6 separate regions of the Homo sapiens genome follow, and all the other regions are linked to region 1. Evidence: read pairs that join two places in POLR2A ChIA-PET (ENCODE). Cell type or tissue: CD4-positive, alpha-beta T cell. All regions are shown on one strand.

What was found. Peaks named below come from ENCODE experiments on the same cell type or tissue, not always from the same donor. Only the 100,000 strongest peaks of a DNase experiment are listed, where the experiment ranks them.
Region 2: POLR2A ChIA-PET joins it to region 1 with 10 read pairs; 21 of 35 experiments call an interaction of 5 or more read pairs at or near these places.
Region 3: POLR2A ChIA-PET joins it to region 1 with 14 read pairs; 21 of 35 experiments call an interaction of 5 or more read pairs at or near these places.
Region 4: POLR2A ChIA-PET joins it to region 1 with 31 read pairs; 17 of 35 experiments call an interaction of 5 or more read pairs at or near these places.
Region 5: POLR2A ChIA-PET joins it to region 1 with 12 read pairs; 14 of 35 experiments call an interaction of 5 or more read pairs at or near these places.
Region 6: POLR2A ChIA-PET joins it to region 1 with 35 read pairs; 24 of 35 experiments call an interaction of 5 or more read pairs at or near these places.

The regions. Positions count from the first base shown.
Region 1 is chr20:53,607,052-53,612,051 of GRCh38, forward strand. LOC105372672 (a long non-coding RNA gene) reads left to right here and starts at 1,303. Exons shown (of 3, transcript NR_134576.1): 1 at 1,303-1,460. RefSeq lists enhancers at 1,459-1,778, 3,719-3,768. In CD4-positive, alpha-beta T cell, no CTCF peak of the experiment used is centred here; DNase peaks (open chromatin) are centred at 1,880, 2,790 and 4,690; H3K4me3 peaks cover 2,335 bases; H3K27ac peaks cover 2,638 bases.
Region 2 is chr20:53,675,331-53,680,330 of GRCh38, forward strand. No RefSeq gene overlaps it. Among named protein-coding and RNA genes, the nearest start is that of ZNF217, 84 kb to the left of the region's middle. In CD4-positive, alpha-beta T cell, no CTCF peak of the experiment used is centred here; a DNase peak (open chromatin) is centred at 2,881; H3K4me3 peaks cover 290 bases.
Region 3 is chr20:53,748,627-53,753,626 of GRCh38, forward strand. No RefSeq gene overlaps it. Among named protein-coding and RNA genes, the nearest start is that of ZNF217, 160 kb to the left of the region's middle. RefSeq lists enhancers at 1-218, 2,162-2,663. In CD4-positive, alpha-beta T cell, no CTCF peak of the experiment used is centred here; DNase peaks (open chromatin) are centred at 355, 2,525, 2,915 and 3,215; H3K27ac peaks cover 2,683 bases.
Region 4 is chr20:53,705,952-53,710,951 of GRCh38, forward strand. No RefSeq gene overlaps it. Among named protein-coding and RNA genes, the nearest start is that of ZNF217, 110 kb to the left of the region's middle. RefSeq lists an enhancer at 2,052-2,101. In CD4-positive, alpha-beta T cell, no CTCF peak of the experiment used is centred here; DNase peaks (open chromatin) are centred at 780, 1,900 and 2,500; H3K4me3 peaks cover 297 bases; H3K27ac peaks cover 2,129 bases.
Region 5 is chr20:53,844,832-53,849,831 of GRCh38, forward strand. It overlaps LOC124904934 (a long non-coding RNA gene), which reads left to right and starts at 652. Exons shown (of 4, transcript XR_007067664.1): 1 at 652-725; 2 at 3,192-3,377; 3 at 4,900-5,000. RefSeq lists a silencer at 2,483-2,542. In CD4-positive, alpha-beta T cell, no CTCF peak of the experiment used is centred here; DNase peaks (open chromatin) are centred at 540 and 2,510.
Region 6 is chr20:53,658,546-53,663,545 of GRCh38, forward strand. No RefSeq gene overlaps it. Among named protein-coding and RNA genes, the nearest start is that of ZNF217, 67 kb to the left of the region's middle. RefSeq lists enhancers at 1,667-1,726, 1,737-1,796, 2,717-2,776. In CD4-positive, alpha-beta T cell, no CTCF peak of the experiment used is centred here; DNase peaks (open chromatin) are centred at 1,776 and 2,596; H3K4me3 peaks cover 1,647 bases; H3K27ac peaks cover 1,444 bases.

The sequences.
Region 1 (5,000 bases):
GAGCCTGAGGCAGGAGGATTGCTTGAGTCCAGGAGTTCAAGACCAGCCCTGGCAACATAGCGAGACCCCTATCTCAATTTATTTAAAAAAAATAAATAAATAAAAAATAAAAATTAATAGGCTGGGCACGGTGGCTCACGCCTGTAATCCCAGCACTTTGGGAGTCTGAGGCGGGCGGATCACGAGGTCAGGAGATTGAGACCATCCTGGCTAACACAGTGAAACCCTGCCTGTACTAAAAATACAAAAAGTTAGCCGGGTGCGGTGGCACGCACCTGTAGTCCCAGCTACTCAGGAGGCTGAGGCAGGAGAATCGCCTGAACCCGGGAGGCGGAGGTTGCAGTGAGCTGAGATCGCGCCACTGAACTCCAGCCTGGGCAACAGAGCGAGACTCTGTCTCAAAAAAAAAAAAAAAAAAATATATATATATATATATATATGCCAGGCACGGTGGCTCACGCCTGTAATCCCAGCACTTTGGGAGACCAACGTGGGCGGATCACATGAGGTCAGGATTTCGAGCCCAGCCTGGCCAACATGGTGAAACCCTGTCTCTACTAAAAATACAAAAATTATTTTTTTGTATTTGAGACTTCATGTCAAAAAATAAAATTAAATTAAAAAATAGCCGGGTGCAGTGGCTCACGCCTGTAATCCCAGCACTTTGGGAGGCTGAGGCAGACGGGGCGGATCACCTGAGGTCAGGAGAAACCCCCTCTCTACTAAAAATACAAAAAATTACCCAGGTGCTGCGGCGTGTGCCTGTAATCCCAGCTACTCGGGAGGCTGAGGTAGGAGAATCGCTTGAACCCGGGAAGTGGAGGCTGCAGTGAGCCGAGATGGCGCCACTGCACTGCAGCCTGGGCTACAGAGCAAGACTCCGTCCGTCTCAATAAATAATTAATTAATTAATTAAAATATAAAAATAAAATTTAAAAAATAGTACTCGCTGACAAGTGAATTTGGGAGGAATAAGCAAGACCTCACTCGTGGTAACGGGCGCGGGGTGGGGGAAGTCGGGGGGTGGCACACAGCGCTCAGTTAAGTCACGCCATTATGATCACGACCACCGCCCGCGGCCGCAGAACCTGCCCGCTCTGCACACCAGGGCGGACACCCACAGACGCGTCCTTCACCCGCGCAGGGACCTGCCAGGGGCGCTTATACCGGAGGGTGTTCAGAGCAGGAAAGGAAGAGATCAAATCTGAACCCGGATCCGTCTCCTACAGAACCTGAGTCGCTCAATCATCAGCTAGATCGCCCCGTGTAGACAAAGCAAGTGGAATTATTTGAAGAGTATACCTTGAGCTGGGCAATCCTCATAGAAGGTCGGGGACGACCTGCCCTTCAGTGTTCCTGGAGCATCTTCTCCAAAGTGGAGGTCGAGCCAGGCCTAGGAGGAAAGAGAGGGCAACTGCGGACGACCCCACCGCAGAAGAGGTGAAACCGACGGGCTCCAGGTAGGTGTGTCCTCCCCAACCACACCCTCCCACAGGGCCCGGAGACTGGGGAAGGCCGGAGATGAGATTAGGGTCAGAGCCACACCCCTGACCCGCGTACAGGACAAACTGAAGCCACGCGTCTACACTGGCGCTCCGAACTGCGTTGGCCCAAAGCTTCTTCACCGCTTCCAGCGGAGGGCTTAAAGCGGTCCCCCCAGCCCTCACACAGCGGGTTTTCTCAGAACCCAGTCTCCAGAGACCGCCTGGATTCAAATCCTGCCGCCGCCCTCAGCCGCTGGGAGAGCCGGGCCTTGGCCTCACCTTCTTCCCAGCCTCACCTGCAGAATGGGCGTGTCCCGAGGGTTAAATGCCCTCATCACCATGAAGCCTTAAAACGGTGCCTGGCACATGGCGATACGCAATAAACGTCCGCCAAAATGACGTTAGCCAGGATTCGCCCCGGAAGGCTTCCTGTTCTCATACAGCCCTTCAATGAGGGCTAATCCCTTTGGCTCCTTTAACAACTTTTTTTTTAATGTGGTTAGCACATTTTGTTGACTTTTTTTTTTTTACAAAGACCAAGTCAGCATGTCCTCTTAAAAATATCTTAAGAGATTATGTTTTGTTCCTACTTGCTTTGAGGAATGACTTCGTCCTGGTTGAGTGGGGTGAAAACAGTGAAATGCGAACAAGGATAATAAGACCATCTTTCCTGTACTGTTTCTTAAAAAAGGAGGGGAGTGAGGAATTAAAAATTCAGATGCTGGATTTTAAAGACTGTCATGCTAAGTATTTTCTTATCAACTTCCTTTTTTTTTTTTTGTCCTCATATAAACATAACAGTAGTTGAGTTTTTCCTTTCTTCTTGACTCAAAAAAAAAACTGACACATAAACTTCTCCAAACCAATACAGCTGAACTTTCTACAAAGATTTGTAACTGATATATTCCTTAAAGAAAATAAGAATGCTCTGAACAGAAATAAACAGTTTCTGCAGCAGTTTTATTTGAAGCCCACAAATAAAAACAGCATGTCCCCAAGGAAACAAAATAGAATTGGGAGTCGCAGCTAAAATGGCTCTGCCCTAATCCTCTCTTACCCAGTACTATGGGGTTTGTTTACAGGAAACCCTTGCCACGAGAAGTTTTCTGCTAGTTTTCAACCGTATTTTGGCATCATCAACTCAGGCATATGGAAACAAATTAAATATTCAGCTTAAAAAAAAATTACAAAGTAAAGGAAGAGAACGCTGACCTGTTCCTTTCTACCTTCTTCAGGATGGGTAGAGGCATGAAGAAATGCAGGCTCCCCTCCCCCTCCGGGCCACGCTTCCCGGCTGGGTGGAAACTATCTCATTACCACATTTTCAACAAGTAGACCAGTTTCCTCCTTTAATCAAAGTTACTTTGTGGTTGTTTGGCAGTCTGCGCATGCCATGTTTTTATAGCTATAGAAAATGCGTATTTATTTATTTTGAGATGACTATGACCATATGACAAACCTAAGTCAGCCTCTTATAGCCAATGATTTATAAGAGCTCTGAAAAGCCCGGCCTTTAAACATTTTAATAGAGGCTCTCTCATCCTTTGTAAGTGGAAGTGTAAATTGGTACAGTCCTTTTGTAAACAACTCAATGAGACAAGTCAAGGGCCTTACAAATGTTCATACATTTGGATGCAGCAATAACACTCCTGGAATCAATCCTAAGGAAACAGCCCTAATGTAGGAAAAGGTGTTAGGAACAAAGATCTTCGTGGTAACAAGATTTACTACGAGGGGGAGAGCAATACACGTTCACTCTCCATGCATGTGTGGAGGGACACAAATAAAGGAGTGGTTAGTCATCCAAGTTATGTATCCCCACACGATTACATACAGCCATTTTAGAATTAGAAAGCTTTGAAAAATAGGCCATTGGGAAATATTTATAATAGCAAATGAAAAAACCGAGATGCAAAGTTGTATTTTTAATGAACTCTAATTTTTTCTATTAGTAACGAAAAAAGGATGTAATATACATAAAAATATTTAAATTGATTTTATCAGAAAAATTTTAGTACAGACTGAATATTATATGAAAACAAAAAAATTTTATTTCATTAGCTGTAATAATGGCACGGATTATTACAGAATATGCATTATATATATATTTAAAGATGTATACTGAAGGATATAGAAGAATGACATGACATAGGAGAATTTATAATACTTTAGTAAATAAAAAAACAAGAGAATTGAACCAAAGGTGGTTAACATCTTGAAACTAGAACTTGCCCAGGCACCGTGGTTCACGCCTGTAATCCCAGCACTTTGGGAGGCCGAGGCAGGTAGATCATGAGGCCAGGAGATCAAGACCATCCTGGCTAACACGGTGAAACCCCGTCTCTACTAAAAATACAAAAAATTAGCCGGGCGTGGTGGTGGGTGCCTGTAGTCCCAGCTATTTAGGAGGCTGAGGCAGGAGAATGGTGTGAACCCGGGAGGCAGAGATTGCAGTGAGCTGAGATCGTGCCACTGCACTCCAGCCTGGGCGACAGAGCGAGACTCCATCTCAAAAAAAAAAAAAAGAAAAAGAAAAAGAAACTAGAACTGGGCATCAGATATGGGGGTTACTCATTACACTATTTTTATTATTCTCTCTACTTTCGCATACATTTCAAAATTTTTATTAAAATTGTTTCTTTTTTTCTTTTTTTACCCTTAATCCTATGATGGGTTATATTTAAAAATTTTTTTAATGTTTGTTTTTCAATAATGGCATATGTATGACCCTTTTTCTACTTTCTATTTTTCTCTAATTATTTTTCATAATCTACTTATATTACCTTTGAAATAAATTAACATTTATTTTACCAAAAAGTAATTTAAAATAAGAATAGTAAACAGTTCCACAGAAAAGTTTTTCTTGCCATGTAATTCTAGTGAATCCTCAGAATGCTATGATAAGCCTGTGTACCTTAAAATGTGAGCTTCTAAATGGTCCAAATCTTTTGGGACGGCACCGTGCCATCTGAGACTGCTGTAAATATGATCAGCTGATAAAAGGCCAGCTGCAACTAACCATTTTAAAGATTAGGAACCATTTAAAAACACACACACACACACACACACCACCTCTGGCCTCTTAAGTGTTAAGTGGCAAGATACTCTGGTTTATTTCTAAAGTTTCATGCAATAATCACGTAAGCACCGAGCAGGACAGAATTCTACATACCGCCAAGCTGACTCAGAAAGAAGGGTTCCACATTCCTTAATTAGCAGCATGAGAAAAGCACCACTTCCTGCGGTGGAGTTCCCATTTCATCCAGCCACTCCACTGGCTCGGTACATCCTCAAGTCCACGAAAAAGATTTTCATAAAGTCTGGAGACACAGTGTTGTTTAATTTATTTCATTTTACTTTGTTTTGTTTTATCCTACTTTATTCTATTATACTCTATCCTATTATATGTATTCTAATTTTTACAAATTGAAGATGTTTGTAATGACGTAGATTCTTTGTTTCTAGACTTTATGGATGCCTGTATATACTGAAATCACAGTTGGAGGCAGAGTAGGT
Region 2 (5,000 bases), 68 kb after region 1:
TCTTGTGCCTCAGCCTCCCAGGTAGCTGGGATTACAGGCGTGTGTCACCATGCCTGGCTAATTTTTGTATTTTTAGTAAAGACGGGGTTTCACCCGGTTGGCCAGGCTGGTCTTGAACTCCTGACCTCAGGTTGACCAGCCTGCTTCAGCTTCCTAAAATGCTGGGATTACAGGCGTGAGTCATTGCACTCGGCCTCTCCTTAAGGTAAATCCCTAAAGGTAATATATATCTGCATCAAAGCGAACCTCTGTTATTTTTTGTTTTATATTGCCTAACTGCCTTTTGGAAAGGTTATACCAAATTACCCTTATTCTGAATGTGCAAGAAACTTTTATTTTTATTTTAAAATTTTATTTATTTATTTATTTTGAGATAGAGTCTCGCTTTGTCACCCAGGCTGGAGTGCAGTGGCGCAATCTCGGCTCACTGCAACCTCTGCCTCCCAGGTTCAAGTGATTCTCCTGCCTCAGCCTCCTGAGTAGCTGTGATTACAGGTGCCCGCCACCACGCCCGGCTAATTTTTTTGTATTTTTAATAGAGACAGGGTTCCACCATATTGGCCAGGCTGGTCTCGAGCTCCTGACCTTGTCATCCACCCGCCTCTGCCTCCCAAAGTGCTGAGATTACAGGCATGAGCCACCGCGCCTGGTGTTAACTTTTATTTTTTTTGAGACAGGATCTTACTCTGTCACTCAGGCTAGAGTGCAGTGATACCATCATGGCTCACTGCAACCTCTGCCTCCCAGGCTCAAGCATTCCTCCCACTTCAGCCTCCCAAGTAGCTGGGACTACAGGTGCACACCACCACGCCCAGTTAATTTTTGTATTTTTTGTAGAGATGCGTTTCCTCATTTTACCCAGTCTTGTCTAGAACTCCTGGGCTTGAGTGATCTGCTCTCTTCAGCCTCCCAAAGTGCTGGGATTATAGGTGTGAGCCACTGTGCCCAGCCTGATACCTGTACTTTTACTTTCTTTCTTTTTTTTTTTTTTGAGATGGAGTCTCGCTCTGTAGCCCACGTTGGAGTGCAGTGGCGCAATCTTGGCTCACTGCAACCTCCGCCTCCCGGGTTCATGCCATTCTCTTGCCTCAGCCTCCAGAGTACCTGAGATTACAGTCACACGCCACCACACCTGGCTAATTTTTGTATTTTTAGTGGAGACGGGGGTTTCGCCATGTTGGCCAGGCTGGCCTTGAACTCCTGACCTCAGGTGATCTGCACATCTTGGCCTCCCAAAGTGCTGGGATTACAGGCATAAGCCACAGTGCCCGGTCCATATCTGCAATTTTTAACCATTTATGAGATCACTTCACTATCTTGAGATCTCCACTTTAATGTATTCAAGGAAAAATGCTTAGTTGTATTGTGAAATGGATCACTTTAGAGAAAAGAAAAATGCCTACAATACAGTGAGCTGGTCAATTTTCCAATGCCAAAAGATAAACGTGAATATCCCTTTCAGGGAATTAGCCAATGTTTCAAGCAGCATGAAGGCAAAATTTGAGTTGAACATTGTAATACAAATAGCTCTTGGGAAATTCTTATGAGTACCTTTAAATAGATGTAAATCTATTAAATCAAAGATTTAATTACTTAGTATATAATAAGCAACCCACTATTAATAATATAAGAGGTAATACTGCCTTTCAAATTTTTCCCTTTCAAATTCTTGGAATTATTAACTATGTATGCCCCAAATAATGGGTTTCTGATGGTGTATTTCCCCCTGGAAAAGAGCATTCTATGCAATGCCCAGTTCCCAGTACATAGTAGACATTCAATTAAAAAAAAAAAAGTTGAGGCCGGGTGTGGTGGTTCACACCTGTAATCCTGCCGCTTTGGGAGGCTGAGGTGGATGGATCACATGAGACCAGGAGTTCAAGACTGGCCTGTCCAACATGGCGAAAACCCGTCTCTACTAAAATTACAAAAAGTAGCCGGGTGCAGTGGCGCACGCCTGTAATCCCAGCTACCTCAGGAGGCTTAAGCACGATAATTGCTTGAATCTAGGAGGCAGAGGTTACAGTGAATTAAGATCCTGGCACTGAACTCCACTGCACTCCAGCCTGGGAGACAGAGGGAGACTCTGTTTCAAAAAAAAAAAAAAAAAAAAAAGTTGAATGAATAAATGGCATATTACAAAGTTAAAAAGTAAAGCGTCTGTCTTATCAGTCAGTTTATCTAATCAGCCAGTTGTTCAGAAGCTATTAATAGGTAACTGATGGTGTAAGTCCAGTGTGTTTTAAATAATCCTTTTCTGGACTTTTATGTTCTTCCTAAGGAGAGATAGGAAACTGGTGGACAAGTGTTGGGTTTGCTACAGTCATGTTTTCTTTGGCTCAGATGGTATTCAAACATTTTGAAATAGTCACCAACATTTCTAAAGCTTCTACATAAAAATTGGGATTTCTGGCTTTCCTTAACAAAATGTGAGCTCTGGCCACACCAGGTCCAAACTCCAAGCCGCAAGGCCATAGAAGGGCTGTGGGCAAGGGACACCTGCCCCCTCCCCCTTTGATTGCCGCGGCCCCCGCCTGGTGGCCGGCCTCTCTTTTGCCACCTGCCTGGCCCCGGGAAGGCATTTTGACTTTGCCACAGCCTGTTTCTCTTTTTAAGTTTGGTGTGTGTACATTGAAGATCTTATATTATTGCCTCAATTCAAAAAAATGTTCTTGCTCTCTCTCTCCCAAATTTTCAAGACCTCACTGCTCCTGAACCTTCTGTGATGGCCTGGGCTTTGTTCTTTGTCGTCACCAGAGAGAGTAGCAGGAACAACTCTCTAGAGAGACCCATCTCTCAGCCGACTCCACTGTAGGTTGGTGGCAATCAAAGACATCGGAATACTTTCTCCTGTGTGTGCGGGGTGGGGGAAGGGAAGGTTGAGAGAAAGGAAGAAGCATAAAGATTAGGAGGGCTGTTGCTCAACCTTCCTGTTCTGGGCCAATCGTGCCTGTCAGACCAGCTACAGAAAGACATGCACTTGTAGTATGTTTTTTTGGGGGAAAAAGTATCTTGATTCTACTCTGCTTTGAGAAAAAAAAAATACTGTTAACTCTCTTTCTCTGTATAATTAGACATCAAAATACAGAGAAATGTTCTTAGCACTTTGCTATCAGAAAAGCAGACATTTTCGACTTTGTAGATTCCATACAAGATAAACGCCTTGACCCTTGCTCCCCATCCCCAAATAAAATGCCAAACTTCAATTACCAGTTCGTAAGTAGTCTGCATCGCTTTATTTTTCCTTCTGACAGTAGGTGTTTGGTGTCAATGTACATTTTCTTACCACAATGATTTCCTTCCCTAAACTATTAATTTTGTTTTTATGAATAATACAGTATGCCCCAGTTATTATTTAGTTTGATTGTATGCTAGCCTCATGCTCTGCATTTTAATTTAAGTGTAACTGCGCAGGAAAAAAATGCAAATCTCTTCTATTCAAATTCAAAAGAAAATAAATGGATTTTTTATGGCCTAAAGGATCTATTCATTACCAAATCATTTATCTTTTCAGGAAGAACAGTTTATGTATCCAATATGCTCTCGTGCTGTCTTTATTTTCTTTATTTTTTTTCTCTTTTGATAAATATGCTCACTCTTTCAAGTCTCTCTTGAATCTCTGCCGATAGGGGCAGCTTATAGCAGCAAGAACAAGAATATAATTAATAGCATTAAACAGAAAGCAAAGGTTGCAGAGAAAGCTTGAACATATTGGATATTTTAAAAATAATAATAAACAAACCTAAAATTGGATTGTGTCAAATGAATTTTTATTTTAACAATTGTAACATTAAGAAAAAGAGATACACAGTTGGCCCTACCAAAACAAAATGACAAAGGGGTGGGAGGAGAAGTCCGTGTTTTCAACAGACTAGCTTTTTTGGGGTCTTGTTGCAAATAGCCTGAAGAGGTAGAAGCATTACTGATTTTGCTTCTAACATGATCGGCTCTTGGAAGTTTGGCATTTTGAATTCTGGGCTATATTTTTTTTATTTTTATTTATATCTTGATTAAATAAGCCAGTTTAGAGGTCACTGCATCTGGGAGGGTGTCGTAATACACAAACAGCTGTGATACACAAAGCAGTTTTCAGTAAGTATCTTTCATGTAGCAGCTGGAATGGCTTTCTCCTGAATGAGAAAGGCCCCTAAGTGAGAATAGTGGCAAGTGTGAGTTTATGTATGTCATTTTTTTAAAAAGACATTTGTCTTTTTCTAGAGTACTGTACTTTAAAAATCATATAATTGTGTTAAAGTTACCCAGAATGTTGACTTTTCCCTATTCATGTTTATGTATCAAATTGGATTTCAGGGCAAATTCAATGGGTTTCTTTGTTCTTTCTAGATTAAGTCCAGATAAATAATCTGGTTTCGTTGTGGCTGCATTGTTTAAATCATGCTAATTATAGTGCTTACAATACAATGGCAGAGGGGGCAATTTAAATGTTCATTTGAAGAAGAAAAAAATCTGATGCTGAGCTCAAAAATGTACAGTCACTCTAACCGCTCCCTGAGGGCCATTTTAAGACTGGTTTTCAAAGACTTGTTTACCTTGAAATTCTTACACACCAGGCATGCTTCTATCCTCACGACCTAGGTACGGGAATGTTAGTGGTCTCTAAGCTGACTTGGAGTCTCATGTAGATAGAGTTCTGATTTCAGAACAGGCTGCTGGCTGCTTCCATGCCCCTCAGAAGGAGCAGGGAGTCCTCCCCGGCCACAGACTTGTAGCCCTTTTTGACTGAAGGCTTCCAAAATGAAAGGAAGGGGTTGGCTTTTGAAGAGGTGAAAGAGAGATCCTTTGAGGGAAGGACTGAATGAATGAGCAGCCTCAGGCCAGGGCGAGATAATCAAGAGACTATCTGACCTCTAATTCCTTCAGAGACAAAAATAAATCAGTGCTCAAGGAGGCGCTTTTATTAATCACTGCATGTTTCCTGTCAGAAGAAATGATGGGATTAGGGTGGGAAGAGAATACACGGGACATATAAGCAAATGTTT
Region 3 (5,000 bases), 140 kb after region 1:
CCTTTCTAACATTGTGCTTGCGAACCATCCTGAACAACATATTCTTCATTGCTGATTAGCTGACCCCTCTTATTATACAGCCAAGCTTAGACTCACTGTATGGATAGTTTAGCTCGCTGATTAATTACACTGAAGTATGTTCAAGTAAAGTACAGATCTGGTAACCAACTATGTCTACTACAGGGCTTGTGGCAAGGATAGGGATGATGTGGTTAAAATCCTGGCAGACAGTGGGCACTTATTTAAAAAAAAAGAGAGGAATAAAGAGTGCTATGACTGCTGTTCAGAGAACTTGTCAGAAGTAAAGTAATACCAGTCTGCGTGTGTGTGTGCGTGTGTGTGTGCATGTGTGTCTGTGTGTGTGCGCATCTGTGTGTGTGAGTGTGTGTGTGTGTGTGTGTGTGTGCTCTCAGCCATATGGCTTCCTGTGCTTTCTGTGCTTTTCTGATTTTACAAGGTAGAGGTACAGACAAGAAAAAGGAGGCACTGATTGGATAAGAGCTGGGTTCAAATCTAGTTTGTTGCTCACTAGCTGTGTAAGTTTGTCAGTTGCTAGGTAAGTTGTTAAAACTTTACAAGCAGTGGTGTAGCACAGCTCAAAGTAGAAAATAGTGCTGTTGGTTTTCCCCTCTGCAGTTGTCAAGAAGGGGCCTCATATGCAACATGGGGATAATGATGGTGATGATTAAGTAAGAAGGCGTGTGAGACAGAGTCTACTGCCTGCACACAGCAAGCTCTTGGTAAATGTTGTCTGCCATTATCCTCATCCCGATTTCGCAGATCAAGGCTTACAGAGCTTAAGTGATGCTCTCAAAGACAGAGGCAGAGCCTGGGAAAATAACAGCTACACAACAGTGCCACCCACACCAAAATAATATATTCCAGGGGTATGGTGAATCTTTTACCTAAGGCTTTTCTAGAAATTAAGGACACCTATCAGTGATTTGAGTCTTACATTTAAATGACAACGTTGAAAAAGTATTTAAACAGGGTCTTTGGCCAGTGTAGGCTGCATTAGATTTAAAAAAAAAAACAGTTATCCAAGTTCTTGCTTTTCTGTGTCCAGAAAGTTCTGAGATTAGGGGTCTTTATCAACTGTAGGGGGCACTTATCCTTGGTCTCCCATCTGAACCTGCTTGTTAAACTTGGGGAGTTTCTCCCCTGTTATTCTTGGTAGGAAGCAGTATTGGTTTTTCACCACAGAAACTGAAAATGTCAAAAATTGATTTCCAGTCCTCCTGAGGGATTTAGGGTCACCCAAATCCTGTATGATATCATCTTACTCAATTACATCTGCAAAAATCCTATGTCCAAGAAGGTACCATTCTGAGGTTCTGGGCAGACATGAATTTTGGGAGTAGCAGGGAGACTCTATTCGGCTCTCTACGCCTACTAATAATCTTTATTTATTTTTATTTTTTTGAGATAGAGTCTTGCGCTGTCACCCAGGCTGGAGTACAGTAGTGCGATCTCAGCTCACTATAGCCTCCACCTCCCGGTTTCAAACAATTCTCCTGCCTCAGCCTCTCGAGTAGCTGGGATTATAGGCAGCCGTCACCACACCTGGCTAATTTTTATATTTTTAGTAGAGACAGGGTTTCGCCATGTTTAATGTGAGAAATATTTCATGCCTGTAATCCCAGCACGGCCTATATTTCTCACATTTAATGCGACCTTTGTATGTTTCTTTCCTTTTTTTTTTCCTTTGAGATGGAGTCTTGCTCTTGTCACCCAGGCTCGAGTGCAATGGCACGATCTCAGCTCACTGCAACCTCTGCCTCCCTGATTCAAGCGATTCTCCTGCCTCAGCCTCCCAAGTAGCTGGGATTATAGGCGCCCACCACCACGCCCAGCTAATTTTTGTATTTTTAATAGAGATGGGGCTTCACCATGTTGGCCAGGCTGGTCTCGAACTCCTGATCTTGTGATCTGCCCGCCTTGGCCTCCCAAAGTGCTGGGATTACAGGCGTGAGCCAGTGCGCCTGGCCAGATCTTTGTATGTTTCTTTGTGGATATATTGATGTATCAGATGGTACAGGGAGTGCTGCCCCGACCCCGCTGGAGGTGCAATGTAATATCAGATATAGGCACCGCATTACATTTCTAAAATATAAAAAGTGTAGAATTCCAAAGTGTATTGGGCTATAAGGGTTTGGATAATAAATTTGGATGTATATTTTACGTCATTTTAAAGCTGAGGAATAGAGACACTAAATACCAGCGCCGGTGAGTGACAGTGCCTGGACTGGAATCCAGGGATCGGAGTTCTGAGTTGAGTCTCTAACCACTAGGCTCTCTTAAGAGAGGTAGACTGATGCTTATTAACTGCATGAACGAAGGAGTAAAGGAGGCTGACTGGGCCTTGTTCCAATTCCTGGGCTGTTTTGCCTGCTGCTAGGGAGATTCCTATCTTTCTCTGGCAGAACATCTTTCTAAGCCCCGTGCTGCAGCTGTAAGTGTGCGTGCGAAACATGCATGGACACACACCACACACACACAGACTCACACCTTGGAGAGGAGCTGCATGCTGTTATATTTCCTGGAGCTTTGTGGCTGCCTGTTGTTTCAGCGATCTCATCTTTATGAATGAGGCGACAGAACCCACTAGTAACCAGGCGAGGGAGTGAAAACAGATGCTTTTCCAGCCAGGCAGGGCTGTGCTGAGCAGTTTGTCACTGGTTAAACCTCTGTCTCCATCAAGACACACTCCCTGTAAAAAATGATTACCGTTCTCTCTCTCTGACTTTAGGAACTGCTCCGGTCCTGAAAACTCAAAGTCACAGCTAACAGGAAAAGGATAATTTGTCTGTTGGATACTTAGACCAGAATAAGGCAATGGGGTACAGTGATGCTATTTCTGAAAGTGTGAAGGCCTAATTTCCTCCAGCCAAGAGAGGAAGTGAGCCTGCTTTGCGTGCTTGAAAGCTTCCTTGAGAGGAGGTGAGGTTGCCTCTAGAAGGCAGTGGAAAATCAACGTGGTTTTAAGTGAGCAAAAGTCTTCAAAAAAGCCTCAGGAATAAGATAGGCTATAGGTTTGGCCAAGGACAGACCATCAAGCAATATTGTTGATTGAAACACAGTTGTAGAAAGGTGAATACTGTATGATTTCCTCTACGTTTAAAAAAAGGACATGTATCTGCACGTGTGTGTGTGTGTTTAGATGTGTAAAAATATTTAAAAAAGGACGAGAAGAATACTCTCTTACCATTAACACAGGAAGTAAATAAAAAATGGGGTGGGGGTGGGGAAAGCCATGTCAGAGGGAGAGAAGGGTGAGTTTCTATTTTCAGTCATATATACTACAGTGTTTTTCCTTTACTTCTGTAATCTAAAATAAAAATAAATAAAGTCAACTGGCAAAAGCAAACACCCAAGCAAACAACTACATAATAAACAGAAAGCCCTTTAATTTCTAAGAATCAGGAGGCTTCAGAACATGAAAGAACTTCCTGGTTCGAGGCATTCCTCGTGAAATCATGTTTGGAAGCCAATCTGGAATTCTACCCCGCCCGGAACGAGGTAGACTCCATAAAGCAGTATTGAAATTTCCCTGTTGAACAAAAAATAAATGTTTGATGCTTTCTCTCGACCTCTGTTTAAAGTTATTAACTCTTCTTTTATTTAACTTTTATTAAAGTTATTAACTCTTCTTTCAGCTTACTGCTGTGGTGGTGTGTGTGTGTGTGTGTGTGTGTATGTGTGTATGTGTATTTAAAGCATAGGAAACATCCAAATGACTAATGTTGTTTACATTCTATTCTTTAAAATACACATCATACTAGATGAAAGCATAAAACAATATCTTTAAATATTAAAGAAAAACAATCCTGTTTAAAAACCAGCCTCTTCCAGAGCCTAAGAGAGATACACTAGGCCCTTGAGGATGCTTGAGACTGTGCGCAAAAAAATTGGGGTCTTTGGTTACTCTATTGTAAAACAATCAGGTTGCATTCTGGCTTTTAGATTGTTTTAAGTGAAGTTTCACTACTTGCTTGTTACTTTTGTTTAACTTATTCCTTATAAATTGGGTTAAGTAGAAAATAGGAAGAGAAAGAGGAGCCCAAGGAAGGTGGTGATGGTAGGTAAAGCTGGGAACAGGCACCCCCCTTCTGCCTCATCTCCACTTGCAGGGACACCAGTAATTCAACAAATGGTGGCTGCCGGCAACACCTCCGGTTGAGAAGCTTTCCTGGTTATGAACCTGAAACAGGCTTTTCTTAGGAGAAGAGCATACTTAATTACTGGAATCTCAATCACATGCGCTGAAAGAATAAATGACCAGCATGGGCAGATTTTGATTAAGACTTGTCAAGGGGGAAATGATTTTCTTAAGTTTGGGATTTTTAACTTTATAAGATAGTCTTCTTGTTGGCAAAATTCGTCAGTGTCTCTGGGGCTTTCAGGCTACAGGATTGTGTTAGAAACAGTCTGTGTGCCATCACCTTTTAGAATATGTCCATATTAAATGAGGCTCAAACAAAAAACATTTTGTTTCTATATATCAAATAAAATAAAGAAAAGGTCCTTTGAAAGCTTGATCGAAACGTTAGGTTTTGTTACTGTCCTTTTCAAAGCACTATTATCATATTATTTCTTATTCGATTCTCTTAGCAACCCGGGAGGTTGTCAGAGTAAACAATCTTCGTGTTATAGATGCGGGAGAAAATGCATAAAAGGCTAACTCATGCATGTAAACAATTGGTCAGAGAGTTTAGGATTCCTAGTCTGTTTTACTCAACCTTTCAGTGAGGGCGAGTATAGTTCCTAGCAGGTTGTATTCAAGCATCTCCTCCAGGATTCATCTTGTACTAAAAGTTATGGAAAAAATCTCGATAAGCTCAATAAAATATCCAGAGAGGAGGCTTACTTAAGCACAATGCACCCCAAATCCTTACTTAAGACTTTTGGGAAGGGATTCATTTTGCCTTTGTCATCAGGTACGTGCCAGAAGCATTTGTAAGTCTTGCCAGGAACTTGACTATTTTTGCTTTGTTTATTAC
Region 4 (5,000 bases), 99 kb after region 1:
AAGTGATCCACCCACCTTGGCCTCCCAAAGTGCTTGGATTATAAGCGTGAGCCACCATGCCTGGCCAAACTTTCGTATTTTTAAATCATGCTTGACACTGAAGCCAAAATAAGTTCCTTTTCTGGGTGTATTTTTATTGTAATGTCCAAGGATACACATGAATAACTGCACATAATTGTAGGCTAGACCAATATTAGGCAAGCTGCATTCATACATCTCTTTCCTCAAGGCTGTGTTTGCTTGAATTTTCAAATTCTTGGTCACAATGAGTAAGTCAATTTTCCTCATGCGACTTCACCTTACAAGCAGGTAAGTTCTTAACTATATGCAACATTTGATTTCACCACATGTATGACTTTTCTAAGATTGTAACTCAGGCACCAAGGCATCATCAATTGAGGATAAAATTCTTTTGGAAACTCAAAATATTTCAGGAATCTTAAATATTCTACTTACAGATGGGATAAAATGTGTTCTCTGTCCATGGAACCAGAACATGTGGTGAGCACAATTCCCTGAAAAATAAAAATAAAAAACCCACCCTGTCTCTACATTCTGTGCATTTTGCTGTCTGTATGTTCTTGAATTGAAAGATCCTCTCTACCAGTTCTGAGAAGCAATTTGTTATTTTCCTCTAAACCCCTCGGTTGTGGCGAGACTTTCCTCCCAGCTGAATCGGTCTGCTGCAAGAATGTACTTGCGTGATACTTAATCCCTTAGTGGGAGCCCAGATAGAGTTTCTTGCCAGAACTAGAGATTGCCCCTTTTACAAATTCCCCTTTCTAAGCAAGCTATGATAACCCACATTTGGGGCCTGCAACATCCTTTCAGTGCATTTTTAAACAAGAGAAAAGGGCTCCATCTTGTATCATAAATTACAGTAACATCCTTTCTAACCACAGAGGTGCAGTTCACATGAGCAGAAACAGTCTATTTCAGGATCTCATGGGTAAGCTGTATACCCATGAACAACTGTATAAAGTAACTGTTTATAACTCCTAGACCAGTGGCACTCTGGTTAACTGGTTCTAGTGGGTGGAGGCAGAGGAGTCTTGGTTGTGTTTGTCAGTTTCCACGGTGTAAATATTCCCACCATGTCTAATTTTAGACTGCAGTCTGTGAGGATAGAGTTGAAAAGACATGTGCAAAATCAGCTTTCCAGAGCCAGTACAAAGAGTTCTGATGCACCACATTCTCAAACCTTCCTTTGACTTGAGACCCAGAACCGAAATCTCTTGAAACAGCAGCATCCTATTCTTTCTTGGACAAAGTTAACAAAAATGAGGTTTTGTTACAACCATGATATCTTGTCTCCATCACAAAACCCCAGAGGCCTTGCTAATTCTTTCCAAGTAACAGAATTTACCTAAATTGTGCCAAAGTTAATATTAAACCTCAATCACTGTTCTGACCCAGGGCATAAACATCCTGAGAAATCAAATGCTTTTTTGTATTAAATACATGTGTACGCACACACACAAGCTCACACACACATGCGCACACATACACACACAAACACAAGCACACACATATATACAAGCACACACACACACAAACACATACACACAAGCACACACATATATACAAGCGCACACATACACATGCACACAGGCTCAAACACACACATGCACATACACGTACACATGCATTCACACATTTACATACACATATACACAGGCACACAATACACACCTGCACACATACACACACATATACACACACAAAGCATCTCATTAGTGACTCCCTGCTGTGAAAGGAATTTTATTTAAAAATAATTGTCACATGTACTTTAGGACTTGTAATTATTTTAACAAAATGTTCTTGTCATGTTGATGACATTCTAATGACATGTTATTGGTATTTTTGTTCTCCAAATGCGAATGTTTCCCAGGAAACTGACCAGTGGGAAGGAAGGTGGGTGGGGAAGTGAAAGTGTGTCAGAAACTGCAAGTTAGAGTTCTGCTTAACTCAGTTTAAGTTCTAGGGTGACTAACATTTTCTAGGGAGGAAGAGCGTTCTGGTTTCTTAGGAGTAACTGCAAACCCCTTCTCTGGGATCCTCTGAGCTTCCTCTGCATCCTGAGCAAATGCTTGTGACACAGAGTTGGTGCTTTTGATTTCTTTATCTGATTATCCTATTAGATCAGGCTCTTCATCAAGTAGCTGGCTTCTTTATCTCTTTAACACTCTCCAGTGTCCAGAAAAGTACCTGAATTTGTGTGTGGAACAAGTGACATGACTTATTTTCAAAATGAAAATGATACCATTGAGATTTCAAGATTCAAATGAGCTCATATTTTTTATGAATTCATCCTATGCAATTCAGCCCCTTTTAAGGTCTCTACCGTGGCAGCCAACTCTGTTGAAAGTAGCATGGGAGAGAGTGGTTTTTGCAGATGGCTCAAGCAAATGACAAGGGGGTGATGTGTGGGTTAAAGGCAGCAGGTTAATAGTGTGGGCAGAGAGAGGAATGTGGAACGGAATCACAGCTTTGTTGTGGCACTGAATCGCTGTGAGCATTGGTTTGCTCAGCTGTAAACTAGGCTCACATCTAAAGCCTAAAGACGTTGTAAAGATTAAATGAGATAATACGCATGGAAGGCTTAACAGGCTGACTGGTCCAGGGTCATTTTCACTCAACAAATGTAGTTCCTGTCCCTGCCTTCCTCCCTCCACCAACTACCTCTTTTTTTTCAGTTAAGTGTGTTTTTAAAAATTGTGGTAAAATATACGAGACAAAAATCTACCAGTCTGACCATCCTCCCCTCCCCTCCCCTCCCCTCCCCTCCCCTGTCTTCTTTTCTTTCTTTTTTTTAACAGGGTTTCACTTTGTTGCCCAGGCTAAAGTGCAGTGGCATAGTGACAGCTCACTGCAGCTTTGACCTCCCCAGGCTCAAGCCATCCTCCCATCCTAGCCTCCAGAGTAGCTGGCACTACAGGCATGTACCACCATGCCCAGCTAATTTTTCTATTTTTTTTTTTTTTTTGTAGAGATGGGGTCTTGCTATGTTGCTCAGGCTGATCTCTCAAACTCCTGGGCTCAAGCAATCCTCCCACCTCAGCCTCCCAAAATGTTGGGATTACAGGCATGAGCTACCATGCATGGCCTCATTGTAACCATTTTTCAAGGCATGGTTCAGTGACAGTAAGTACATTCACCTCATTGTGCACCCACCACCACCATCCATCTCCAGAACTTTTTCATTATTCCAAACTGAAATGCCATCCCTGTTAAACACTAACTCCCCGGCCAGGCATGGTGGCTCAGGCCTGTAATCCCAGCACTTTGGGAGGCCGAGGTGGATGGATCACAAGGTCAGGAGTTTGAGACCAGCCTGGCCAATGTGGTGAAACCCCGTCTCTACAAAAAATACACAAATTAGCCAGGCGTGGTGGCGTGCACCTATAGTCCCAGCTACTTGGGAGGCTGAGGCAGGAGAATTGCTTGGACCCAGTAGGCGGAGGTTGCAGTGAGCTGAGATCGCGCCACTGCACTCCAGCCTGGCTGACAGAGCAAGACTCTGTCTCAAGAAAAACAAAACAAAACAAAAAAAACACACTAACTCCCATCCGCCCCTTTCCCACCTCCTGGCAACCTCCACTCTACTTTCCGTCTCTATACATTTCACTATTCTAGGTATCTCATATAAGTGGAACCATACAATATTCATATTTGTCCTTTTGTGTCTCGCCTCATGCACTTAGCATAATGTCCTCAAAATTCATCCATGTTGAGGCATATATCAGTATTCCCCTTTTTTTTTTTTTTTTTGAGACCGGCTCTCACTCTGTTGCCCAGGCTGGAGTGCAGTGACACAATCACAGATCACTGCAGCCTCGACCTCCCGAGCTCAGGGCTCAGGCAATCCTCCCACCTCAGCCTCCCAAGTAGCTGGGACCACAGATGCACACTGCTACATCTGGCTAATATTTCCTATTATTTTTGTAGAAGGGGATCTCCCTGTGTTGCCCAGGCTGGTCTTGAACTCCTGAGCGCGAGTGATCCTTCTTGGCCTCCCAAAGTGATGGGATTATAGGCGTGCCACCACACCCAGCCCAGAATTCTATTTTTTAAGGTGGAATAATATTCCATTGCATGTATATATTACATTGTGTTAATCTGTTCATCTGATGATGTACATTTGAGTTATTTCCACATTTTCACTATTGTGAATAATGCTGTGGTGAGTCCTGGTGTACCAATATCTGTTTGAGCCACCTCCTTTTTCAAAAGTGTGTTTGACAGTCTTGGACTCCATTCTTTTTTTTTTTTTGAGATGGAGTCTCGCCCTGTCGCCCAGGCTGGAGTGCAGTGGCGTGATCTCGGCTCACTGCAACCTCTGCCTCCCGGGTTCATGCCATTCTCCTGCCTCAATCTCCTGAGTAGCTGGGACTACAGGCGCCTGCCACCACGCCCGGCTAACTTTTTATATTTTTAGCAGAGATGGGGTTTCACCGTGTTAGCCAGGATGGTCTCGATCTCCTGACCTTGTGATCCGCCTGCCTCGGCCTCCCAAAGTGCTGGGATTACAGGCGCGAGCCACTGCACCCGGCCTTGGACTCCATTCTTACCTAAGACATTGATGGTATGTGTTCCAGAACAGCCTCCAATCTCCCTCCTTAGGATTCCTTGAGTCCAGGAGTTCGAGACCAACCTGACCAACATAGCGAGACCCTGTTTCTACAAAAAATAAAAAATTAGCCAGGCCAGGCACGGTGGCTCACGCCTGTAATCCCAGCACTTTGGGAGGCCGAGGTGGGTGGATCACCCAAGGTCAGGAGTTCGAGATCAGCCTGGCCAACATGGTGAAACCCCATCTCTACTAAAAATACAAAAATTAGCCAGGTGTGGTGGCATGCGCCTGTAATCTCAGATACTCAGCAGGCTGAGGCAGGAGAATTGCTCGAACCCTGGAGGTGGAGGCTGCAGTGAGCCGAGATTGTGCCACTGCACTCCAGCCTGTATGACAGAGTGCGACTTCTTCTCAAAAAAACAAAAAT
Region 5 (5,000 bases), 240 kb after region 1:
AAAGAAAGTATTTTATTGAGATGGAATCTACTCCTGGTGAAGATGTGAACATTGTTGAAATGACAACAAAGGATTCAGAGTATGACATAAACTTCGTTGATAAAGCAGTGGCAGGGTTTGAGAGGACTGACTCTAATTTTTAAAAAAGTTCAACTGTGGGTAAAATGCTATCAAACAGCATCTCATGCTACAGAGAAATCTTTTGTGAAAGGAGGAGTCAGTTGAAGCAGCAAACTTCGTAGCCTTATTTTAAGAAATTGGCACAGCCACCTCAACCTTCAGCGACCACCACCCTGATCAGTCAGCAGCCACTGAGGCAAGATCCTCTGTCAGCAAGAAGATTACAACTGTCTGAAGTCTCAGATGATCATTAGCTTTTTTGCCAGTAAAATATTTTTACATTAAGGTCTATAAATATTTTTAGACATAATGCTATTGCACATTCAATAGACTACAGAATAGTGCAAACATAAATTTTATATGCACTGGGAAAAAAATGTGTGACTCACTTTATTGTCATATTTGCTTTATTGTGGGGGCCTGGAACAGAATCTGCAATATCTCTGAGATATGTCTGTGGTTTTTTTTTTTTTTTTTTTTGAGAAGGAGTTTCGCTCTGTTGCTGAGGCTGGAGTGCAGTGGCATGATCTTGGCTCACTGCAACTTCTGCCTCCCAGGTTCAAGTGATTCTTCCGCTTCAGCCTCCTGAGTAACTGGGAATACAGGTGAGTGCCATCCCACCCAGCTAATTTTTATATTTTTAGTAGAGGTGGGGTTTTGTCATGTTGGCCAGGCTGGTCTCAAACTCCTGGCCTTAAGTGATCTTCCCGCCTCCGGCCTCCCAAAGTGCTGGGGATACGGGCAGTATGGAGTCTTTTCAGATTGGCTACTTTCACTCAGTGATGTGCACTTATCTTTCCTCCATGTCGTTTCATGGCTTGATAGCAATTTTTTTTTTAAGTGCTGAATAATATTCTATTGTCTGGATGTATTACATTTGTTTATCCATTCATCTACCAAAGGACATCTTGGTAGCTTCCATGTTTTGGCAATTATAAATAAAGCTGCTATAAACATTCATGTGCAGATTTTTGTATAGACATAAATTTTCAACTCTTTGGGTAAATACCAAGGAGTACAATTGCTGGATCATATGGTAAGATTATGTTTAGCTTTGTAAGAAGCTGCCAAACTGTCTTCCAAAGTGCCTGGACCATTTTGCATTTCCACCAACAATGAATGACAGTTCTTATTGCTGTACATCCTCACTGGCATTTGGTAGTGTTGTTGTTCTGAGTCTTGGCCGTTCTAATAAGTGTGTCATGGTATTTCATTGTCATGGTATTTCATGGTATTTCATGTGTATACTTGGCATTGCCCAGATGACATAAGATGTGCAGCATCTTTTCATGGTTTATCTATGATCTGTGTGTCTTCTTTGGTGAAATGTCTGTTAAGGTCTTTGGCCCATTTTAAAATTTCATTGTTTGTCTTCTTATTGAGTTTTAGGAGTTCTTTGTATATTTTAGATAATAGTTCTTTATCAGTTGTGTCTTTTGCAAATATTTTCTCTCAGTCTGTGGCTTATCTTCTCATTCTCTTGTTGTCTTTCATGCAGCCTCTGGAGTTTTTAACTTTCTGACTTGTCCACACATGAGCTTCCAGTCATGAATCAATTACACTTCAGGTGTAAAAAAATAATCTTTTTTTTTTTTTTTTGACATGGAGTTTTGCTCTTATTGCCCAGGCTGGAGTGCAATGGCGCGATCTTGGCTCCCTGCAACCTCTGCCTCCCGGGTTCAAGCGATTCTCCTGCCTCAGCCTCCTGAGTAGCTGGGATTACAGGCATGCGCCACGACGCCTGGCTAATTTTGTATTTTTAGTAGAGACGGGATTTCTCCATGTTGGTCAGGCTGGTGGCGAACTCCCAGGTGTGCCTACCCTGGCACCGGTTCCCACGGAGCTTTCTGCCCTGGTAAATTGTGATTCCGGATATTCGTCTGCTGGTCTCTCCAGGTTGGGGAGTAATGGTTTGCCCCATGACCTCTCTTGCCATAAGAATCTAAAAGAACTGTTTGGTTTTTAGTTTGGTTAGCCTTCTCCTTGTTGTTAGGATGAAGTGCTGACTCCCAAGCTTCGTGCTTGCTGGACTGGAAATTGGAAGTCTGCCTGCCAGTTTTAAGAACCTAAAAAGTGATGAACTGAAAATGTCAGGTAAAGGGATTTCTTTTCTTTTCTTTTCTTTTTTGTCATTTGGTTGGATTCTAAATATAAAATTTAGGCTTCTGGTAGAAGTTCTAAAGATGCCTGAAAGAGGATAGTTTTGACTGATATGTTTGTTGGCCACGCGTGGGAAAATGGTGTTAGTGAAAAGCACATGAATCCTGGTGCCAGCAGAAAGTGGGCATGAATTCTTCTTCCGTCAATACCCAGCTTTGTGCCCCCAGGCAAGTCACTTCACTTCTCTGAGCTTCCTTTTTTTAATCTTGGAACTAGGTATTGAGCCAGTAACCGGAAGTTGTGGTGAGGGTTAGAGGAAATTTGTATATAGAGCATTACAGAAGGCATATTCCCCGTTAGTGCATACATGATAAAAAAGAAACATCACAGAACATTATAGAAGTAAAATATTTTCTTTCCTTAAGTATGGAAAGAAACTGATGGAGTGTTTACTTAATTCTACAAGGATAAAAGAAACTATTCAAGGTTAACACAATGCAGACTGAACTGAAGAGCGTTATGTGGAAAGCAAATTTGAATAACGGAGAAAACACAACTCATTCTCACAGCTGTTGAAAGTCTCTGGGCACATTGGGTAAAGGCTAAGAGGTTAAGCTTTCCCCCTTGGAGCCTTGTGGTCATTGGGAAGATTCTCCTTTGAGGGAATCATTCTGTAACATAGTAATTGGGTAGTAAGAGAGAATTGTCTTGCTAAGAGCAGTAAAGTAAGTGGCCGAGTAGCAAATCTTCATCAGTTATCAGGTGCATCTCTTAAAAAGGCCTATGTAATACTCAGCAACAGGATCACGCTATTGTGTTTGGGAGAATAAACTTATTTCAAGCACAAAGATTCCTCCTTCCTCTTTTAAAATCTCTACTTTCTGTGCTCCTCCCCACTTTGAGGGAAGTGATACACTAAAATTAAGTGATGGCTTATTATCATGGTTAACCAGTCTGTCTTGAATTTGCAGCCTGAGCTGACCAGCGCTTATCCTCATGTGACCTTGGGTGAATTAATGGACATCTCTGAACCTCCATTTTCTCCTGTGTAAAATAGCAGCTGCAGCAAAAATGAAATATCAATAATCTCTGAAAAGAATTTAGCTCAGTGTTTGGTGAAGATTGCCTCTCCTGAAGTCTAGAAAAGGGCTGGTTTGGTATGTATTCAAAATCTAAATGTTCTTTTGAAACAGCAACTGAGAAACACTGTATTGAAATTAAAGTGGCAGTTTAGAAGAAGTTTAAAAAGCTGAGAAAGTATGGATTTTGCGATGATCAGGGGTAATCTCGCCACCTGCAAGAGAAAACAAACATCCTGCTATGTTTTTTGCTTTGCTGTAATCACTTCGACATCTAGCCCGTAAGTGAACAAAGATGGGAAAAGATTGGCAAGGATCAAAATAGAATTGGAGAAGAGTTTCAAGAAGAGGTCAATGGAGGGGGACAGCTTATCAGTTCTGGATGGAACCTGGTCATGAACACATATGGAGAAGACTGACAGGTGAATGCACAAGCAGCTCTTGCAGTTGTTCAGGCTCACATGAAGCCCTGGACAATGCTGTGCTGCTGTGGCTGCACCTGCTACCAGCCTTGACACTGCATGTTCTCTATAGAAATGCTACTGCTCTTGAAGGGGTAAAACTGGTTCTTGGGAAGACATGAGAAAATCTCACTTTAGAAAATATTAATATAGGCCGGGCACGGTGGCTCATGCCTGTAATCCCAGCACTTTGGGAGGCCGAGGCGGGCAGATCACTTGAGGTCAGGAGTTCTAGACCAGCCTGGCCAACATGGTGAAACCCCATCTCTACCAAAAATACATGTATAAAAAATTAGCCGGGTATGGTGGTGCATGCCTATAATCCCAGCTACTCGGGAGGCTGAGGCAGGAGAATCACTTGAACCCAGGAAGCGAAAGTTGCAGTGAGCTGAGATCACGCCACTGCACTCCAGCCTGGGTGACAAGACTCCATCTCAAAAAAAAAAAAAAAAATCTATCTATCTATCTATCTATCTATCTATCTATCTATCTATCTATCTGCCAGGTACAGTGGCTCACGCCTGTAATCCCAGCACTTTGGGAGGCCGAGGCAGGTGGATCACCTGAGGTCAGCAGTTCAAGACCAGCCTGGCCAACATGGTGAAACCCCGACTCTACTAAAAATACAAAAAAATTAGCCAGGCGTGGTGGTGGGCACCTGTAATCCCAGCTACTCGGGAGGCTGAGGCAGGAGAATTGCTTGAACCCAGGAGGCGGAGGTTGCAGTGAGCCGAGATCGCACCATTGCACTTGAGTCTGGGTGACAAGAGCAAAACTCCGTCTCAAAAAAAAAAAAATAATATACGTAATACACAATATATGTACCATACAAAAACAGATAACAGTATACATGTGGTATTGAAGTATCATGGGGGACAATTGAAAAAAAAAGTCTAAAAGGCTCTCCGGAGGATTACAGGTGAAAACAGCTCTGAGAAGCACTAACTCACACCACTAGAACGGGGCAGACGGAACATGGCAGAAGGGCAGGGGCCCGATACAGGACCTCAAGGAAGAAAGGAACTTGGGAGGACAGGGAGGTGGCGGTGGGCCTTGGGAATAGGGATTTTGTGAGTTTGGCAAGTGGGAGATTCCCCTTGAGGTAGCAACGCAACCCTCTTGCTTCTTCCTCCTCTCAGTTTGGAAGGCTGTGCCACGTGGCAAGAAGAGAATAAACATCTTGGGAATTCTGGCTGTGCTGTACATTTGCTGTGTGGCCTTCGGCAAGCTACTGACTTCT
Region 6 (5,000 bases), 51 kb after region 1:
CTTGGGTACCTCTTCACACTTCAGTTTTGCCATCTGTAAAATGGGTATAGCAATGGTATCAAACCTTAAGCGGCATTACGGAGGCCAAATATGCTAATGTGTATGTTTGGTGTAGAGTAAGCCCCAAATAAAGACTAGCCATTGTTTTCGTGGCCATTTTTTGTCTGTTGAGAAACTGTTAATGCAGCAACTTTCTCCGGGTTAGAGTTGGATTAACTAACAAGCTTCTGAGGAAAATATTAAAATTTCCCGTGATTTTCCACAGTGGCTATTTAATATATATTACATCAAGCAAGCAGGTAAAGAAAAGCAATACTTTCAGGTGTAAATACAGCACCTGGATTGGGTTGATTTTGGTAATTCGGTTTTTTTCCTTAGACAAAGCTAGGTTTTCAAGCCAAACAGTACACAGCTGTAGAAAACAGTCACTTAAAATTTCAAAAGGTTGCTCTGTATGTGTAATTACTATTATTATTATTATTTCAGACAGAGTCTTGCTCTGTCGCCCAGACTGGAGTGCAGTGGTGTGATCTCGACTCACTGCAACGCTCAAGGGATTCCCATGCCTCAGCCTCCTGAGTAGCTCGGTGTAAAATTACAGGCATGTGCCACCACGCCCGGCTAATTTTTGTATTTTTAATAGAGATGGGGTTTCGCCATGTTGGCTAGGCTGTTCTGGAACTCCTAACCTCAAGTGATCCGCCCACTTCGGCCTCCCAAGGTCCTGAGATGACAGGTGTGAGCCACCTTGCCCGGCCCCGTATGTGTAATTATGTATCTACTTTTATTCTTGATGTTGTTTATAAGTACATTCCCTCTTGTTTTTCTTACTCATTCTTACCAATGGACTTAAACTTAATTTTATTGGACTTTACAAAGAATGAGTGATTTTTTTTTTTTTTTTTGAGACGGAGACCCCGTCGCCCAGACTGGGGTACAGTGGCGCAATCTCGGCTCACTGCAAGCTCCGCCTCCCGGGTTCACGCCATTCTCCTGCCTCAGCTTGCCGAGTAGCTGGGACTACAGGCGCCCCGCCCGGCTAATTTTTTGTATTTTTAGTTTAGACGGGGTTTGTTTCACCCTGTTAGCCAGGATGGTCTCCATCTCCTGACCTCATAATCGGCCCGCCTTGGCCTCCCAAAGTGCTGGGATTACAGGCGTGAGCCACCGCGCCCAGCCGAATCAGTGATTTTACTGATCAAAAAGTATTGGTTGTTTTTTATTTATGTGACAACTTCCGCTCTTAAGTTTATGAATTCCTTTGTATATTAGATTATGGAAGTGTCTTTAAGAAATAAATACAATTTTAAAATATCTATCTACAGGTAATATCCACATCTCTATGTCTATCGATAGAGAATAACATTTAGGGAAACGGAGAGGGGAGAGGGAGCTAGAATGGAAAGGGCACCTCACAGATGATTTCTCCCCTAACAAATTTTTGTTTTGTTTTGTTTTGCTTTGAGATTTTACTTTTTTGCAAGAAGAATCTATTTAGGTATTAGTTGAATTTTTCATCGGTCAGGTCCAAAGAACAAGGGGGGGTGGGGAGGGGACGGCGGGAGAGTGTGGCAGGGTGTGGGCGGGGCAGGAAGAAATGGGGGCCCACCCTGAAGGCTTTCTTAGGTCCTTTTCTCAGCCATTTTCCTCCTTCCCCAACCGGAGAATTGCCCCGCGTGTGCAAGGAGCGGCGTGCCTCCACGCAGCAGCAACAACAACAGCCGCGCGAGTGGCCGCAGCGTCCACGCCGCCCGCGAGTGGCCGCAGCGTCCACGCCGCCAGCGCAAAGTCGGTGCGCACAGCCTGGCGCGAGTTCGAAGCTGGAGAGGGCTGTAAAATAGATTGGGGGGCGGGGGAGACCACGTGATTTTCTGGAACGCTGGCTCGCCTCTTTATTTTGATTCTCGAGTAAACTTACAATCCCCAAAATGCGTTGAGGGCATCGGAAAGAGTAAAGTCACGTTCCGCTGGAAAGGATCACTTCTTAAGTTCACATGAACCTATTCTTTGATCCTCCTTCATTGCTGCTTAAGATTTACTTCTCTTTCAAATCAAATAATGTGTTTCTTTCTCATTCTGAGAAAAGCTTTCAAGATGTGATTTCCCTTTTGAAACACTTTGAAGTCTTTCCCCAGCACATCCTTTCTTAAAGGGATTTGGTAAGAGGAGATAGGCCTGGAGGCCAGGGCATTTTAAAGTCACTTTCCAAATACCCTGTGTTCCCTTAAAGAGTCTTGAATTGAAACATCCCAGCTGCTGGAAGACGTTTCCAAATGTGACTCTGTGGCTGCAACACCCTAATGTCTTCTCTCCTAGGACCCTGGTGGGTCATAAAGACAGACAGAGCAGAAAGGAAGCCTTTAGTTTTTTAAGTAAAGCCACTTCCATGGGCTTCCTAAAACAACAAGGATTCTCACATTTAGTTAGTCCTCTCTGTTAGGACATCAAGGGAGAAACAGCTGAAATCCAGGGCTGAACATTTCCTGGCGCGGCTAGATTTGAAGCTTCCAGTATGTGGAGTATCACCTTCATTCCCTCTGGGGGCGTCTATATGGTTTGTGCCAGGTGGGAGCACCTGCCCCGTGGTGGCCAAAAATACTGACAGCAATTCAAGCTTCTCACTTCCGAATGAGATGTTTGTACACGAAGTGACCTTTAATTGTGTCTTAGAAACTCATGTCAGATCAACATGTGGTTTCACTTATTCAGGAGAGGTTATTACATTTCAAGCTGTTTTGTGTTAGTTTTTAGCATTTAAATGAAGTATTTTCTCTTTCATATATTTGATGTGGCTCAAAGAAGCTTGCTTCTTTTTCTTTTTTTTCCTTCATAGATTTTATTGTTTGATTAGATCTTTTTGTCAAGTCAGATCAAAGATGGCTTTTCCTTTCTTTAGGAGAGAGATCTTTTATGAAAACAAATCAATAGAACAGATTTCACAGTAAAGAGGCATTTTGTTTAAAAGATTTTGAAAAGAGGAAAAAGATTACAATGAGGGTAGAAGAGAGATGTTTTTATTTTTGTATTCTATTTGTCTGTCAAAGAGTTAGATGAAAGCAAATACTTTGGCATTCTCAACTTCAGATTTACTGTGGGGAGGCTTTGCAGACTCAGCTAGATAGACACATCCTTATAGAAGAATTCACTTTACCTTTTAGCATCTGGGAATATCCGAGAGCTGGTGGCTCCTCCCTACCTATCCCTGCTCCCTCCTAAGATGATGTAGATGCTGGATTCTTGGCTTTTTGGCATCTTTTTCAGATGAACTCCTTCACATGCTTCAAGAGAAAATGCAGGAGTTTCTAGATAGCATTCATGTTTTTGTAGCAACTTTTAGTTCCCTCTATCCAGGGGCTACCACAGTATATTGAAATGATGTGTTTACTTGGTGGCTATGCTGCTCTTTAGGGGCAGGAAAGGGCTGGTTCACCTTGTCCCTCTCCCTGCTTGTCGGAGCTCAACAAATATTTGTCAATCTGAACTGAACAAAGGCAGAAATGTGGTCAGTATTCCCTGTGCTATTTCTTTTTTTTCTTTTCTTTTTCTTTTTTTTTTTTTTTTGGGATGGAGTTTCGCTCTTGTTGCCCAGGCTGGAGTGCAATGGCACGATCTCTGCTCACCGCAACCTCCACCTCCTGGGTTCAAGCAATTCTCCTGCCTCAGCCTCCCGAGTAGCTGGGATTACAGGCACGCACCACTGTGCCCAGCTAATTTTGTATTTTTAGTAGAGACAGGGTTTTTCTCCATGTTGGTCAGGCTGGTCTCGAACTCCCGATCTCAGGTGATCCTCCCGCCTCAGCCTCCCAATGTGCTGGGATTACAGGCATGAGCCACCGCACCCAGCTCCTTGTGCTATTAAAAAAAGATAATTAAGATTATATTGGGAGTATTTGGCAGTCACCAGGTAAATAACATCTGTAAAACATCATAGATGGAATATATGGATGCCTCTAGACAGCACTTATTATCTCACTCAATATGTGTTTTTCTTATCTGTCTCTTTTTTTAAAATTTTTTTTTTTTTTAATTTTTTGTAGAGACAGTGGTTTCACTGTGTTGCCCAAGCTGGCCTCGAACTCCTGGGTTTAAGCAATCCTCCCACCTTGGCCTCCCAAAGTACTGGACTTACAGGTGTGAGCCACTGCACCCAGCCAGTACCTGTCTCTTCAGCCTAAAATGTCTGCTCCATCAGGGCAGGATTTTGTGGTAAACATTTAGAACAATGCCTGAGACATAGCAATAGCTCAGAAGTTATTTGAAGCAATCTACACATTTCCTCTTTCCCATTTCCGGGCATGATGAAGGGGTAAATTAAGAACAGTCATCCAAATAATTCAAGTAAAAGACAATCTTGAGGCCGGGTGAGGTGGCTCAGGCCTGTAATCCCAGCACTTTGGGAGGCTCAGGTGGGTGGATCACTTGAGGTCAGGAGTTTAAAACCAGCTTGGCCATCATAGTGAAACCCTGTCTCTACTAAAAATACAAAAAATTATCTGGGCATGGTGGTGTGCGCCTGTAATCCCTGCTACTCGGGAGGCTGAGGCAGGAGAATCGCTTGAACCCAGGAGGCAGAAGTTGCCGTGAGCCAAGATCGTGCCACCGCACTCCAGCCTGGGTGACGGATCGAGATTCTATCTCAAAAAAGAGACAATCTTAAGTGATTTGCCAATCCAGAAACCTCAGTTGTGTGGTTGCTACAATTCTCCAGTTGCCTTGGCTGTGAGTGAGGACTTAGGCATCCAGAGAGTACATCATGTATATAATAGTTGATGCCTCTCCAGTGCCCCAAACAGTATTATCAATATATCTTTTGTTTTGTTTTGTTTTGTTTTTGAGACAGAGTCTTGCTCTGTTGCCCAGGCGGAGTGCAGTGGCATGATCTTGGCTCACTGCAACCTCCTGCTCCCAGGTTCAAGTGATTCTCCTGTCTCAGCCTCCCAAGTAGCTGGGATTACAGGTGTGCACCACCACACTCAGTTCAATTTTCTATTTTTGTAGAG